Regions from separate parts of the Mus musculus genome. Here region 1 is linked to region 2. Evidence: chromatin loops called from intact Hi-C (ENCODE). Cell type or tissue: left cerebral cortex. All regions are shown on one strand. Links, peaks and the distances in the headings refer to the core of each region. The heading gives the core; the rest is flanking DNA.

Region 1 (7,917 bases), core at 2,009-7,008, 45 kb before region 2:
TCTGAGGTGGTCCTACAGAACCGGAGAGGATTAGATCTACTGTTCCTAAAAGAAGGAGGATTATGTGCTGCCCTAAAAGAAGAATGCTGTTTCTACGCGGACCACACTGGCGTAGTGAGAGATAGCATGGCAAAGCTAAGAGAAAGGTTAAACCAGAGACAAAAATTGTTCGAATCAGGACAAGGGTGGTTTGAGGGACTGTTTAACAGGTCCCCATGGTTCACGACCTTGGTATCCACCATTATGGGCCCCTTGATAATACTCTTATTAATCCTACTCTTCGGACCCTGTATTCTCAACCGCTTGGTCCAGTTTGTAAAAGACAGAATTTCGGTGGTGCAGGCCCTGGTTCTGACCCAACAGTATCACCAACTCAAATCAATAGGTCCAGAAGAAGTGGAATCACGTGAATAAAAGATTTTATTCAGTTTCCAGAAAGAGGGGGGAATGAAAGACCCCACCATAAGGCTTAGCAAGCTAGCTGCAGTAACGCCATTTCGCAAGGCATGAAAAAGTACCAGAGCTGGGTTCTCAAAAGTTACAAGGAAGTTCAGTTATAGATTAACAGTTAAAGATCAAGGCTGAATAGCACTGGGACAGGGGCCGAACAGGATATCGGTGGTCAAGCACCTGGGCCCCGGCTCAGGGCCAAGAACAGATGGTTCTCAGATAAAGCGGAACCAGCAACAGACACAGAAGCCCCGATAGACGTCAGTGTTAGCAGAACTAGCTTCACTGATTTAGAAAAATAGAGGTGCACAATGCTCTGGTCACTCCTTGAACCTGTGTGTCTGCCAATGTTCTGACCAGATATGTGCCCATTGCTGAACCTTCATTAGACTCTTTCCTTGTACCCCTCCCCTACCCATTTCTTGAAAATAGACATTGTTTAGATCTAAAAAGTCCCACCTCAGTTTCCCCAAATGACCGGGAAGTACCCCAAACCTTATTCGAACTAACCAACCAGCTCGCTTCTCGCTTCTGTAACCACGCTTTTTGCTCCCCAGCCCTAGCCCTATAAAAAGGGTAAAAACTCCACACTCGGCGCGCCAGTCCTCCGATAGACTGAGTCGCCCGGGTACCCGTGTTCCCAATAAAGCCTCTTGCTGTTTACATCCGAATCGTGGACTCGCTGATCCTTGGGAGGGTCTCCTCAGATTGATTGACTGCCCACCTGGGGGGTCTTTCAACACTCCACCATGATTAGTTTGTAGCTATGTTTTCATGGTCACAAGACAATCGCTGAACTATTTAGGTGTTAGGTGCATGTCCTAATCAAAATAGAAAAAGACACGGCCAAGAGGTCAAGCTTATTGGGAAACTCTTTCCAGGGCCACCAGCAGATGCTTTGCCCATGTCTTCTATGCAAAACTGGTATGCTTGGTCTTTTACCTGCAGAAAGGTCTCTCAAAAATAAGATGGCTATAAGGATCTCTTAGTAACCAGGCTCTTCCTGAAGATGCCCAAGTATCTTCCATGATGCTTTTAAAAAAGTAACGTCTGAAAGGCCTGGAGAGATGGCTCAGCAGTTACGAACACCTACTGCTCTTACAGATGGACCTGAGTTCAGTTCTCAGGGTCAACCTTAGTCAGCTCATAACTGCCTGTAACTCTTGTTTCCAAGGATCCAATGCCCTCTTCTGGCCTTCATGGGTACCTACATGCATTGGTGCCCATACATGCACACACACACACACACACACACACACACACACACACACACACACAATGAAGAAATAAATCTTTTTTAAATGGGAAAGAAAAAAATATAGCAACAGGTTTAATTTAAAAAATAAAATGAAATTAAAACTAAAAAGAAAAAAAGTGCTACTCTATTCGAGACAGGGTTTCTCTGTAGCCCTAGCTGTCCTGGAACTCACTTTGTAGACCAGGCTAGCCTCAAAATCCGCTGAACTCAGAAATCTGCCTGCCTCTGCCTCCCGAGTGATGAGATTAAAGGCGTGAACCACCATACCTGGCACTATTTGACTCTCTTAAGATTATATTTTTGAAGGCCGAGTAGCAAGTCCAGGGGACTTCAGGAACAAACACGTGTGCTAAGGTCCTCTTGTCTCTCAGTGGCTGTCTCTAATCCCATCAGAACAGAGCAGTGGGTTACTCCTTCCTCAGTGACGCTCCCATCTGCCACAATTCTTCCTCTCTTATCCTTAATAAACCCTAACACATATGCATTTGCTCTGCTAGAGAGAGTGGGGGGGTAGGAATCACTCTTTTAAAATAACGCAGTCTTGGTCAAAGAGTCAATATTCAGTGGAAATAGTTCCCTTTGTGAAAATTATCTTAAACCAAGTTCATATTCAGACAGCCTGGACAGACTAGCCTAGGCAGCTAGGGCAGACTCGTGCCACCGCTGGGGATTTTAGTGACTTCAGTCAGCTAGTGTTAAGTCTCTTGAACTAGACAATGGCAGCCCACAGGAGGTTGTAGCACCAGGTGTGGGGCTTCACACCATTAACCCCAGCATGCAGGAGGAGGCAGAGGCAGGTGGATCTCTGAGTTTGAAGCCAGCCTGGTCTACAAAGCAAGTTCTAGGACAGCCAAGGCTACCCATAGGGAAAAAGACAGACAGACAGACAAGTAGGTTGCATTAGTCAGCAAGTTCTCTAACACAGAATTATGTCCCCAAACTTCTTTTTACTTCTTATTTTGAGACAAGGTGTCACTAAGCTGCCCAGGAAGGCCTCAAACCTGACATCCTCCTGCCTCAGCCTCCTGAAGAGCTGGGGTTACAGGTCTATATTGCTGGGTCTAGCCAATAACTGCTTCTGAGGTTAGTGGATGAATACATTCAATGTTTTTTTTTTTTTTTTTTTTTTTTTAAGCAGCGTGTGACATATTAACAAAGTAGCTCTCTGTAGACATCTAGGTCTGACCATCCCAGCTAATAAGTCTGAGCCAAGGCACTTCACACATTCGTCCCCGTTATCTAGCATTTGCTTGCCTGAGACCACATGCCTTGAAAGGGTCTTGTTAGTGTGTCACGATTCCAGAACACAAATAGCCCTTGATCCAAGTTTGTGGAGTCGGCCTTGGAGCTAAATATGCCTCACTGACATGTTTTATTTGGCCCACAGAATGCTGCCTCTTTTTTTTTTCCTTTCTTTCTTTTTAAGCTACATTAGCTGCCAACACTTCAAAAGAAAGAGACTTCACGGAAGAACCCAGACTCCCAGCTCTTTAGAAACTGAAAGATCTGGTAATGCAGGTGCGCGGTGTCGTTAAACTCATAACCACCCATGGCTCCGCAGCTGTTGCCTCCTTAGCTGAGCCGTGTGTCCTCCTCCACCACAGCATCCACCGCTCCTTCCATCCTGATCCTTTCTGTTCCCAGGCAGGTATCCTGTATGCCTAGCCTTTCCGTAGCCATTTGTACTTAAGATCCTGTACTGTGGTGGGGTGTCATGTGCTACCGAGGCCCCTAACCTCCAGCACTAGCTGGTAACGCTACTGTGTCTCATCTCCCTGCTTGAAAACAGATGTGCACACAGGTATGGTGGCACATTCCTGTAATCTCAGCAGCTGGGCACCGAGGCAGGAGAATCTCTGTGACTTCCAGGCCAGCCTGGTTTACATAGTGGAGTTCTAGAGCTACATAGTGAGGCCCTGTCTTGGAGGAGGAGGAGGAGGAGGAGGAGGAGGAGGAGGAGGAGGAGGAGGAGGAGGAGGAGGAGGAGTCAAGGCACAAAGGCTTGATTGCGCTGCGTGAGACCCTGTCTCAAATAAACAAATCATTATTTAAAAGGATAAAACTGGAAAGGCTGGCAGAGCTATCTGACTGGCACCTGCTCTTTCCTTTTTCTAACAAGCCTCCCTTCCCATCAGCTCCATCCGCCCACCTCATTGCCAGGCTGTTATTTCCCTTAAACCTAGGGTACCTTCTTCCCAGCTCCCCCCGCTTCCTTCCTCTCTCAGTAAACAAGCACGTTGGTCCCCCTCTGCCTTCAGAGTTTTACCGTTAATCACGGCGGGGGAACAGACAGGAAATAACAACCGGGACGTGGCGAAGTTTAAGACGACTTGCCAGTCTTAGTCACAGCCCTGGTGCCCTGAAATGAGCGCACCTGGAAGAGCGCTCCTCCCTTTGCGAGCCTCTCAAAGCAGGTAGGATGGGCAGAGAGGGGCTGTACAGTGCCGCCGAGAACAGCGGGAGAAGCCCTGCCTTGACTGGGAGCAGCCGTTAGGTGGCAGCACAGGGCACGTCTTTCCAGGTCTTTCCACAACGGATGGGCCAAAGTGAGGCACCGAATTTTCTAGGAAGGGATAACCTAGAACCATATCAGGGCAGGCATTTGGGCTGAGACCAGCGAAAAGTGAGTCAGCCAAGACTCCCCGTGACACCGTGCTGTCTGGCAGCCAGCTGGGGCACGCGGGTGTCTGCTTCCTCTGGTAGAAGATTCTACGGCAGACCTTAGGCCCAATAGAATATTTTCACCCTGACATCTAGATTTTAACTTTTATTTTAATGTTTTTTTCCCTCTCTCTAGTTTTGTTTTTTGTTTCTTTGAGATAGCATCTCATGTAGCCCAGGCTGGCCTCAGACTCCCTCTGTGATCAGGAATGACCTTAAATGACGGATCTCATTGCTTCTGCCTCCAAGGGCTGAGCTTAAATGAATGCCACACGACACCTCGATCTTAAAGGCAAGCCATCCGAAGCCCAGACATTGGCCTGCCCTCCTGTTGGTTCTGTGCTGGGAACCCATTCCAGTGTGGGTATGGCTTCACTAGTGCCAGCCGAGTATATGTCTGTCCTCTGGTTTCAAAGTATTAATGGACGTCTACTTGGTATAACTAAAGTACTATTAACTTGAGCCAGGCATGGTGACATAGGTCTGGAATCATCCCTAGGGAGGTGGAGGTAGGAGGTTAGAAGTTCAAAGCCAGCCTCATCTACATAGTTGGCTATGCAGCAAATTCAAGGTCAGCTTGGGCTACATGATAGCCTGTCTCTGGGGTAGGGAGTTGGGGGACTAATTTGATTTTTCCTAGTTTCTAGTGTGAAACTAGGGGGAGAATCTTTGCACGTGGTAGAGTGGGCTTATGGGACACGGGTAAAGAAAAACAAGCTTTCTTTCTGCCTCCAGCTACCTATCCACTTGGGAGAAACGTGAGAGCCTATAGTCCAGATAGCGGGAGTCTGCAGCCTCAGCGCTCCATGCTGAATGGAATGCAAGCCTTTTTAGGGAACTAGCTGGTACAATCGTGCCTCTTATCAAGAGTGGCCTAGCATTACAGGGCCGGGCCATGCACACCCAAAATAACTCACCAGTCCTCTCAAATGACATTAGTAAAACCAAATGTATTCCTAGAATTTAAACACAGGCTCAAACAACTGCCCCCGTAACAAAACCGTGTTCTCAGACTTCAACTAATTTAGGGGACAGGTCAGTGATCAAAGCAAAGAAAGGCCTTATTATAAGGTAGCATTGGCTTGAAGGCTCTGGCCTCAGAAGGGAAATTTCCCTAGAAAACAACTCCTGATTCAAAGCTTACTGGTTAAAAAAAAAAAAAAAAAAAAAAAAAAAGAAGCAAGTCCAGGACTCCCAGCAGGCGGAGTCTGCGACTCTGAAACTATGAAGTCCCAGAAGCAGCTTCAGCTCTCCCTCAATGGACACTTGAAACCACACGGTGCAGGCATGCCTCAGAAAAAGGCAGCCTTTATGCTGAGCAGACCTCCTTGGAGCCTCAGCATGGTGGTACACACTTGTAATCCCAGCACTAGGGAGGCTAAGGCAGAAGGGAGTTTGAGGACCAGCCTGGGCTACATAGAGACTTTCAAGCAAACCTAGGCTATAAGCAAGAATCTATCTCCAAAAAGTGAATACTAAGGTTCATACTAAGGCAGGGCACTGGATATCACAAGATCTTATGAGGTGCAGGCAGACAGGAGGATCGGGACTTCCTTGCCTATATAGCTAGCTAAAGGACAAGCTGGGATACATGTGACCCATTCTGAGTCTACCCAGGAGAAAAGACCACCAATAACAGAACATCACACTTCCTTTGCTAAAACAGTTCTTAGCTCAAGGAGTACAGATTCTAGAACACACACCAAACATGTGGGAAATGGCAATTAAGACATGCCACATTGGGAAAAGAATAAACACACAAAACAAAACAAAATAAAAAAGAAATACCGCATCAGACATCAGGGCCAGTGAACCAGTGAACTGGCTCGACAAGTTGTCCTCAGACTTCCACAGGGACATACTCCACACTCGCATGCGCACACACACACACACAAACAAATGTATGGTTTTGAGACAGGGTCTGGCTGTGGAGCTCTAGCTGGCCTGGAACTCACTATGTAGACTAGGCTGGCCCGTCAAACTCACAAAAAATCTTCCTGCATCTGTCTCCAGTGTGCTGGGACTAAAGGAATTAATTAAAGCATTAAAAGGTCATGCACCATCATGACCTGAAGGGTAATTTTTTAAATAATAAAAAATGAAAGAAAGAAAAGAATATTCATCATTGAAGCCAGATGTGGTGACTCTTATACTCCCGTGTCTGAGGCAATTGTTACAACTATGAGTTTAGCGCATGGGCTGCACAGTGAGACTTGTCTTTAAAAATAAAACAGAGAGATACACACACACACACACACACACACACACACACACACACACACACACACACACGGGGGGGGGTGCCCTACTGGATGTATACAAACAAAAAGATAGTAAACCAGGCCTGGTGTCTTCAGCCTGTAATCCCAGATGCTCAAGAGACTGAGTCGAGGAGATCTTAAGTTCAAGAGTTGCCTGTGCTAAATGCAAGCTCATTTAGCCTGGGCAACTCAGCAAGACCCTGTCTCAGCACAGAATGCTTAGATAAAGAGAACAATGCTAGGGTGGGTGGCTGGGGGAATCATTCCAGAATCAATTTCCTGCCTGCTCAATGTCCTGTAGCCATTCAAGATGCTAACACGCTGGAGGGCAGCTTGAAGAATACATAAGCCTCCCCCATCTGTTGCTTTTTCTCCTCTTTCTCATGGAGTTCAGGGTATGGCTTCCCTCTTGTTCATTCATGAGACCTCAGTTTCCATTTCCAGGATTTAAAAAAAAAAAGAAGAAGAAGAAAAAGAAAAAGAAAAAGAAAAGAAACAAGAATGCAAGAATGATCCCAGCTACGGGAGCTCTAGAATAAGCCCATAGCTCGTGCTAAGGGGCATGGAACACACAGGCGGGGAAGGGCGTTCATTCCAAGTGGACGGAGTGGACTTGTCTGGGAGGTGGCAAGCTGTAAATTCCAGGCAATTGCCTACAAATGTGCTAATATTTCATGCTTGTTCCCAGGCTTTCCTGAACCCTTTCTGTCACCTGCTGCCTACTCGTAAACCTGCCCATGGAGCCAAAGCTCCTGGCTAGACACCGGATCTCCTGGAGAGTCATCAAATGTGCACACCCACGTGCAGACTCCTGTGTCTTTAGCTTCATGCAGGCAGGACCTGGCCCCTTCCCACCCTGTATACTTGGCTGTTTTGCAGTTCTTTTATGATTTCTTTTGGGAACGTGGTAAATGGAAACTCCTTCTGTATGCATTTTTCCAAATTGATGGAGACTCTCGAAGAGAAGGTGCAAATCTCTGCAAAAGCTTTTAATCAGATCCCATTAATGCTCAGCCCAGAAGCCATCATCACTGAGAACCAGGTCTAAGTGTGAGAATGGGTACGTGGGTCTTCTTTCCCTATCTTTGGTCTAGATTTTTTTCCTCCCAAATTGAAAGCAATTTCATGAAAGGTTTTAGCGCCTGCTTCCCAAAAAGAGCTGGTGTGATTGTTACCTTCTCTTCACAAGGGGATCTGACAATGTGTGTGTGTCTGTGTGTGTGTGTGTGTGTGTGTGTGTAAGTTCTTCCCACCCCCACCCCCACATGTAGTGCAGTCCATGTGTGC
Region 2 (7,917 bases), core at 1,544-6,543:
CCCCTGCATGGCTGCCGTAGGCAGCAAGAGATCAGAATGAGGTTCTGGCTGCCTGGCCTAGGACTGGCTGGCTGCTGCACATATTTTTTTTCTCATCTCTGTTCACAGAAGGCAAACAAGAGTGAGATGGTAATAGAAAAGTCTACTGAAGCAAAACAGGTCACAGGAAGGAGATAATGTGCCCAATGACAAGAAAAAAAAGACAACCACAGCTGGGCCCAGACGATAGGTGACAAGTCTCAGGAAGAAAGCAGGAGGGATTTGGGGGAATCTGTTTGTGTGTTTAAAAACAGGATTTCTCTATATAACACTATCTGTCCTGGAACTCTTTATAGACTAGGCAGGCCTTAAACTCAAGAGATCTGCCTACCTCTGCTTCCTGAGTGCTGGGACTAAAGGTGTGTGCCATCGTGCCCAGCCCTCTGAAGAAGTTTAAAATGCAGAGCATGTGCTGGGGATCTAGGTCAGCAGAGTCCCTGCCTCGCCTGGCCCACACTAAGGATTCTAGAATAATGTATATTCTTTTATTTGTTTGTTTCAATACAGGGTTTCTCTGTATAGCCCTGGCTGTTCAGGAACTCATTTTGTAGACCAGGCTGGCCTCGAACTCAGAAATATGCCTACCTCTGACTCCCGAGTGCTGGGATTAAAGGCGTGTGCCACCATGCCCAGCTTTTTAATGTATATTCTTAAAAAGGCACCAGTACATATAAGTGCATATTACTGTACTTAAGTGATTGATTATTCAAGACTGTATGCTTGTAAAATATAAACAGCTGGATTATTATAGTGATAGACTTGTTAGTGCTTGTATTCTCCATTTAGTACTTGAACAAGATTTGATTTTTCTTCATGTATCATAACATGTATTTATCGCCCAATGTCAGCACGCCTCCTTCCTAATGCAATTTTATATCCAAAGACAATGATGTCATCAGAAAAGCTTTAGACTCTTAGAAGATGGGTCATGGCAGAGATAACTGGGTAGAGGTCATTTTGGGCTTCTGCTAGCTAAAGGCCAGGAGAAATGTGCAGATGATCAGGAGACCTGAGATTCGTTCATTAACTGGCTTTGTGTCCTTAAGAGAAATATCCTTTATGGTATCATCTAACAGGTCTGTGCCCCGGGCTAGACAGATGGCCTTGAGCAGGCTTCCCAATAATATAAACGAAGACACACACACAGCATCAAAAGAAAACAGACATTCTCCCAAGAGTTAGTATTTGAAAACTTTATTTTCTCAAATGAGCACCAACACAGATCAGCAATGACAGAAATAACGCACTTCTTACTAATACTGAATCATTATGTACAAATACCGGAAGGAGGTGAAGACAAATTATTCAAAAACAATTGCCTTTGTTACTGAAGCAAAGTGACCTGGGGAAAAAATTCCCACCCAAGAAAGGAACAAAAAAAGAAGAAAAAAGTAACAACAAAAGCAATTCCAAACCCAACAAATACAGTTTGTAAACACAGACAGACAGACAGACAGACAAATCCATGGTACACAGTCTTTGCAGGCTGGGAAAAGGAAGTTGACTCCTGTTCTCACCAAACCACTGTAAGACGCTGGACAGATCTAACTCCAGGAGGACAACGCCTTTCGGGTACATTTCATGACTGTATAGTAATTTTATTAATCAACCACAATTTCAAAGACAATCTTTCCCAGTCATAGGACTAGTATTTCCATTGAGGCAGATTTTTTAATATAAAAGTGTGTTCAAGATTTGATTTGCCAGCCTCTGCCTGAACCCCAAGCAATCTGACTTTAAAAAAAAAAAAGCTATTACTATCCTTTTAAACCTGAACTTGTTAACTTCTAATATGACACGGCTTCTAGAACAGCCAGAGCCCCGGGATGTGAGCGCGGCTGAGCTGCTCCCGTCTCAGAAGCGCAGACTTCACGCTGGCTCTCTTCACAGATTTGCTTCACTGGCTGTAGAAGCTGAACACACAGAAGAGGAACTGGCCGCGGCTCCACCCTCAGGGAAAGAAAATCTTGCTTTGGGCTCTTGGTCCACTCACACATGAAAACCAGAGGGAAAACTCTGTGCCTAAGGTGTAAACTGTAGTTCATAGTGTCCTCAGTAGGAAAGGAAACAGAAAAATGAAACACACACACACTCTCTCTCTGTCTATTCCAATTTCTTGGAAGTTCTCCCAACTACAGTAATTACTCTGAAGTTGTTACTACTAAGCTTGTTTCTTTTCTAGCCAATACTGGGCAAGAAAGTATCAATTCACAACCTGGTAATTTACTAGTCTGTTCTGCTGGGTAAAAATGCAAACAGAAAACTGCAAAAATGTTTTAAAGCCTCAATCCATTTTATAGTTACAGATCCTTAAAGGAAAAAAAAAAGTGTCTTGTTGATTATCCTTTCCCTTAAAATATAACACAGAGGAAGCTATAGAATTGAAAATAAAAGTGCTCTCAGGGGGGTCTGAGAATACAGCACCAAATATATTATTTAAAAAAATTAAATATTATTTACAAAAGTATATTTCACAAGCGACTGTATAGATATATATGTATATACTTGGAAATCTCCACTATAAAGGGGACACCTCTTTTGTACACATTGATCCACCAGCTGAGATCTTTACTTTATCTACATGATCTGTCATAGGAGCTGGGGTGGTCGGTACTCAGCCAGGTCCCGCTGCGAGCATGCAAGCATCAAGCTTGGCTATACTTGACTCATGTTGATTTACTCATCAGCAGCCTGGGGGGAGATGCGGAGGTGGGGCGGGGGTGGGTGGATGGATTCCAGGGTGACAATAGCCCCATCATCCACAGTGGCACAGGGCAGGTGGAGCGAGAGCTGGTCAGCTAGACTTCAAAGTGAAGGTAGCTGGCGGCTGAGGTACCCTCAGGCCTTCCCTTTCTCCTCTTCTGTCCTTGCCCACCCCTGCCCAAGGTCACCCAAAGGACTTCCCTTTCCCTGAACCTATGTGGAGTGAAGGGGTGAGGTCTTTGGTTATGCTGAGTCAATCATTTGGTGAGGAAAAAAAAAAAAACTGACCAGAGAGGCCTTGGGTGCAGGAGCCTCTGCCGCCCGCTGGGCTGAGGACTCGCTAATACTGCTAAGTGTTAGGTAGACAAGCTGTGAGTGGAGCTAAGAATGGTCATAAGAAGCACTTTTGGTTTCACCGTCACAAAGGGAAGCCTGATGAGTTTTGGTCCCACCCCCAAACTTGTAGTTCAAGGACCCTGCCCCTTTCTCCACCCAGGGCACCATAGATCCAGTTTCTGCAAGTCACCAACTTTAGTTTTTAAGAAACTACCTAGGTTTGATCCCCACCCCCTAGTTAAAAAAAAAAAAAAAAAAAAGGACTTGTAGTGTGTATGTAGCTAGGTATTCCCTGAGCAAAGGGTCTAATCAAATCTTTAATGAAGGCCACATCTTCGAACAGGATAAAGAGGGGACAATGGATGACGCTTGGAGCTGGCAAGTCTTAGGAATGTGAAACTGGAGAAATGTGTGTCACTGACCACTTGAGCCTGGGAGTCACGGGTAGTTTTTCTGGCCCTCAGTGGGCCTTGCTGTGCAGTGGGGTGGGGGTGGGGGTGGGGCAGAGCTAGTCTTCCAGGGCCCAGGACAAGCAGACTTGAGGAACAAAATTCTGTTTCTAGGAATCCTTTTGTGTCCCAGAAGACAGGCAGTCTACTGAGCTGGCTGACTTCCTATTGCCCTGGCAAGTCTCAATTTGTCCATTTCCAGATCAGGACAAAGCCGTGTCCACCACGGCTTTCTCCCTGATGGAATTTGGTTCTGCTGGGGATGTGGACTGGAAAATGTTCCTGGAGGGATGCTTTAGCATTGGTTAGCCAGGCAACAGGCTCTTATCTCCATGAGCTCACTCTTGCTCCTTCTCTTCTTGGGCTTTTTTTTTTCAGAGGTGAATTTTCCTGTAGGACCAGCCTAGCTAGAGAACAAGATTCTGAGAAGTACCTAATATGCCCATATTTTAACATTATCTTCTGCCTAAGAAATAAACGAAATGGATTCAAACAGGATTTCAAATCCACATAATAGCTGGATTGATGCAACACAGCCTTCACAGTGTTGATTACACACAATAAATTCTTTTTCATTTTAAGAGATTTACAGGGATTATTTTTTCTTTCCTCCCCAACCCTAACTCAAGGAAGCTTGGGTGCGTGCGGTGGGTGAAGGAGTAATATTGAATCTGTAATCCCTCCCTACTGCTGGACCACACTGTTAAAAGATGTCTATCCACATAGGAGAGTCAGGGCTAAGAATGGAGGTGTAATCTTGGATCTTTGTTTCCAGGTTATGGTGATAAAATTGGAGGGGGGAAAAAAAACCCAAAACTCAGAAACGTTGTGCACAAAGAATTGCTGGTCCCATGGAAGCTACTGATCATCGGATGAGGAAAGATGTGCTAAGCCTTCACTGGCTCCAATCTGAACTCTTCCTCCCAGAACCTTGCCTCTGCATTTTTACATTTCCTGCTTGCTATCAGGAGTTCCCGGTCCACAGCAACGCCTCCAGCTCCTGGCTCTCCTCCATTACCGATTTTTACTGTGCTTTGGGCTAAATGGGACACACACATCTTGTATCTTTTCCTGCAACCTAAATCAGTTAAGAAGACCAAGAAGGTGATTGCCCAGGAGGGGGCGGGGGGGAAAGAGGGCAGAATCACTAAAACCCACTGAGCTTTACCCCCCCCCACACACACACACACTCCCCACCCCCCATTCTCTTTAGCAGGACCTTCTCCAGTCCAGGTCCAGAATGCTAGGGTCCTGCCCTGTCAGCTAGAATCAAGGATGCTTCTTGTGCTAATCCGCTGTCCTGGCACATCTGATGCTAGGGCAGGAGTGTATCATCAGAGAGAACAAAAGCCACGAGGTATTTTTTTTTCTCTTTGTCCTTTTGAAGGAGTCAATTATTTCAAGCCTAAGTTAGCAGGTCTCCAAGAACAGTACAGTTATATTGCACCCTCTTGCCCCTTCCCCAATCCTAGGACTCCCAGGTTCCCCTGTTCTGTTGCTCATGCTCACATGCCGATGTTCTGACAGCCATCAGGCAGCTCTCATGTGGGCAGGGCCACCCCCCCTCAAGTAGGGCTGCCACCATGCAGCCAAGGGTCCGTTCCAGCTCGTAACTGTTTTCAGCCAACACTAGAACAGAGAAGCCAAGATCAACTCACAAACAGATACAAAGCAAAGAGACAGAGAGACAGTGATTTAGAGGCCAGTCACCAAAAATGATGGTGTCAGGGTGGGAGGATGACCCCTGATGGCAAGGCCCCTAAGTTGATGGAACCGAGTGTGTTCAGTCACTCTCTCACGCTTGGGTAGAATGTTCAGTTGGGTGGCATTCACATGGATGCTGGACCGGATGGATGCTATCAGGTCAGTCCCAGCCATTGTCCTTGATCATGTGTGCTAATTCAATGATGTATTTGCCTTCTTTATATTTCTGACTGCTTTCAAAAGCATGTTCCTATAAAACAGAGGAAGAGAAAAAAAAGACACAGAGTGACCAAAGGCACAGATGACTTCTGAGACACAGAAGCAGCGATGTGGCTGACGACAGGCGCCTGGACAGCCATCAGGTGCCCCAAACACTCCAGCACGCAAGTGTCCTGAGTTCCTGCTGTTAGCAGCACAACCGAGGGACATCTGGGATTCCTCAGTATCATGACAGAATTTATTTGGATCATTCCTCTTTTAAACTTTTGCTCAAACGTCACCATCTCAGGAAGCTCTTTCCCAGCTACTCAGCCTGGGATCCCAATCTCACCTGCGGCAGGCACCTCACTGCCCTCTCTTCCCCACGCCTTCCCTTAGCTCTATTCTCAGTACACCTTCCTCTCCAATACCCACAAATGCCCATATGTAGTCACTTCTTTCTGCTGCCTGTAACACAATAAAAACTTTAAGCAGAGATGTTCTTGCTTTGCAAACTTCTGCATTCCTGGAAGACTGAAAGTCAGATAACAGGCCTTCAGGAAACAGATGAAAGGCAGCTGCTGATCTTGGAAGCCAGTTTGGGAGCATTGCAGTAGACAACCTTGGTTTTATGTGAAGTTTCTTGGCTTCTTAATTAAAAAAAAAAAAAAAAAAGCCCTGACAAGGTGGTACACACCTTTGATCCCAGCACTCCGGAGGCAGAGGCAGAGGCAGAGGCGTCTGTGTGAGCTCCAGGGAAGCTATGGCTAGCTACATAGTGATCCCTGTCTTAAGCTGACATTCATTTGCACACATACATGTATGTGAGCTCTTGAGGGAACTGGGATCTCTGAAGCTTACTAGGAGTCTGCCTTACAGACATTTGTTTCTAGAAGTCTGGTTATCATCTTAAGATGCACCTGTTAGCTGGCGGTGGTGGCGCATGCCTTTAATCCCAGCACTTGGGAGGCAGAGGCAGGAGGATTTCTGAGTTCGAGGCCAGCCTGGTCTACAAAGTGAGTTCCAGGACAACCAGGGCTACACAGAGAAACCCTGTCTCGGAAAAACAACAAAAACAACAACAACAACAAAAAGCTGCACCTGTTATACATAAGTAGGATAGCAAGTACCTCCAGACTATAAGGCCAATCAGGTCTTACTTTCTGTTCTCCCTGTTTCCACCTCAGGTGAATCAAGTGCTTTTCTTTCACTACTGTGCTCCAGGGTACTAGACACTGCATGAACCCCCGAGCTGCAGAACCTCCTCCCACCCCACCCTCTCCACCTCCCTGGCAGGTTGCTTCCACCACCATCCCGCCCCCGTGGAGCCTCTCAGCGAGCCCTACAGAAGGCCTTTCTTCCCAATATAGGACAAAGGACTATCTCACATGCAGAGTGAGGAAGCACACGAGCATTTATACATTATCCCAGAACACCTCTCCCGGAAGTCACGTGGGTAATGACAGAGGCACAAGCAGTAGATAAGGGGCTCTTCTGGCAGAGCCTCTGAGATCAGTAAGAAACCAAATCCTACTGTTCCAAAATAATAATGATACAAACTACAGCTTTTTTTTTTCTGTTTGTTTTCAAGACAGAGACTCTTGCGTCTCTGGTGGTCCTGGAATGCAGAGGTCGGCCTACCTCTGCCTCCCAAGTACTAGGATTAGAGGCCTGTGCTACCACTGCTCAGCGGGCATTACTAGTGAACTACCACCTCTATTCAGAACTTTCTATTTCTTGTGTTTTAGAACAAGAGTTCAGACTTTAAGTTGTCTTGTTGAGTGAAGAATCAATCTACAAAGTGAGGAAGAGGGGAGCTAGGAGACCAGAGAATGTGCAAACACTCGGTACTATGGATTCAGCAGCTATGGATTCAGCAGATTTTCCTGTGCACTCTGTCTGTCTGTCTGTCTGTCTGTCTGTGCTATAATTTGAGAATAAGACCTGTTGTGCCTGTGTTTAGGGCAGAAATGAAGAAGAGTAAGAATACTAGGGTGAGTTTTCCTCCGGTATCAAGGGGCATTCCTATAATCCCAGCACTGGGAAACAGGCAGGAGGAAGGAGTACAGCCTGGGCTACATAGTGAGTTCCCAGCATCCTGTGATACGAGGTTTTCTTATTAAATAGAAGAAATGCAAAGTGGATCACCTGCCCACCGGCATCCGTGATGGTGGCTCTGAACTCCAGCAGGAAGTCAATAATCTGGGTCAGTCTCTGGAACCGCTCACTTAACTAACCGATTAGCTACTCAGTGTCTCAACCTATGGGTCACAACCTCTTGGGCAAACCTCAGTCTTCAAAAATATTGGCATCATCATTCATACCGGTAGCAAAATTACAGTTATAAAGTAGCAACAGAAACAACTTTGTGGTTGGGGGGTCACCACACCATGAGGAATTGTACTAAAGGGTCACAGCATTAGGAAGGTTGAGAGCCACTGCACTGTAGGGTTGTTCTGTAGGTTCATAAAAATACCAAGACAAAGGA

What was found. A loop is a pair of places that touch in the nucleus more often than their neighbours do. Peaks named below come from ENCODE experiments on the same cell type or tissue, not always from the same donor. Only the 100,000 strongest peaks of a DNase experiment are listed, where the experiment ranks them.
Region 1: it touches region 2 in a loop (1.9-fold over the local background); 1 of 42 quality-filtered maps calls a loop at or near these places.

What each region holds. Positions count from the first base shown.
Region 1 is chr11:86,890,168-86,898,084 of GRCm38, forward strand. No RefSeq gene overlaps it. Among named protein-coding and RNA genes, the nearest start is that of Gm33742, 26 kb to the left of the region's middle. In left cerebral cortex, for the core only: a CTCF peak has its summit at 4,198; DNase peaks (open chromatin) are centred at 3,057, 3,232 and 4,208; H3K4me3 peaks cover 552 bases; H3K27ac peaks cover 639 bases.
Region 2 is chr11:86,935,208-86,943,124 of GRCm38, forward strand. Ypel2 (yippee like 2) reads right to left here. Exons shown (of 5, transcript NM_001005341.3): 5 at 1,218-5,481. The coding sequence ends at 5,392. Among named protein-coding and RNA genes, the nearest start is that of Gm51915, 44 kb to the right of the region's middle. In left cerebral cortex, for the core only: no CTCF peak of the experiment used is centred there; a DNase peak (open chromatin) is centred at 4,522.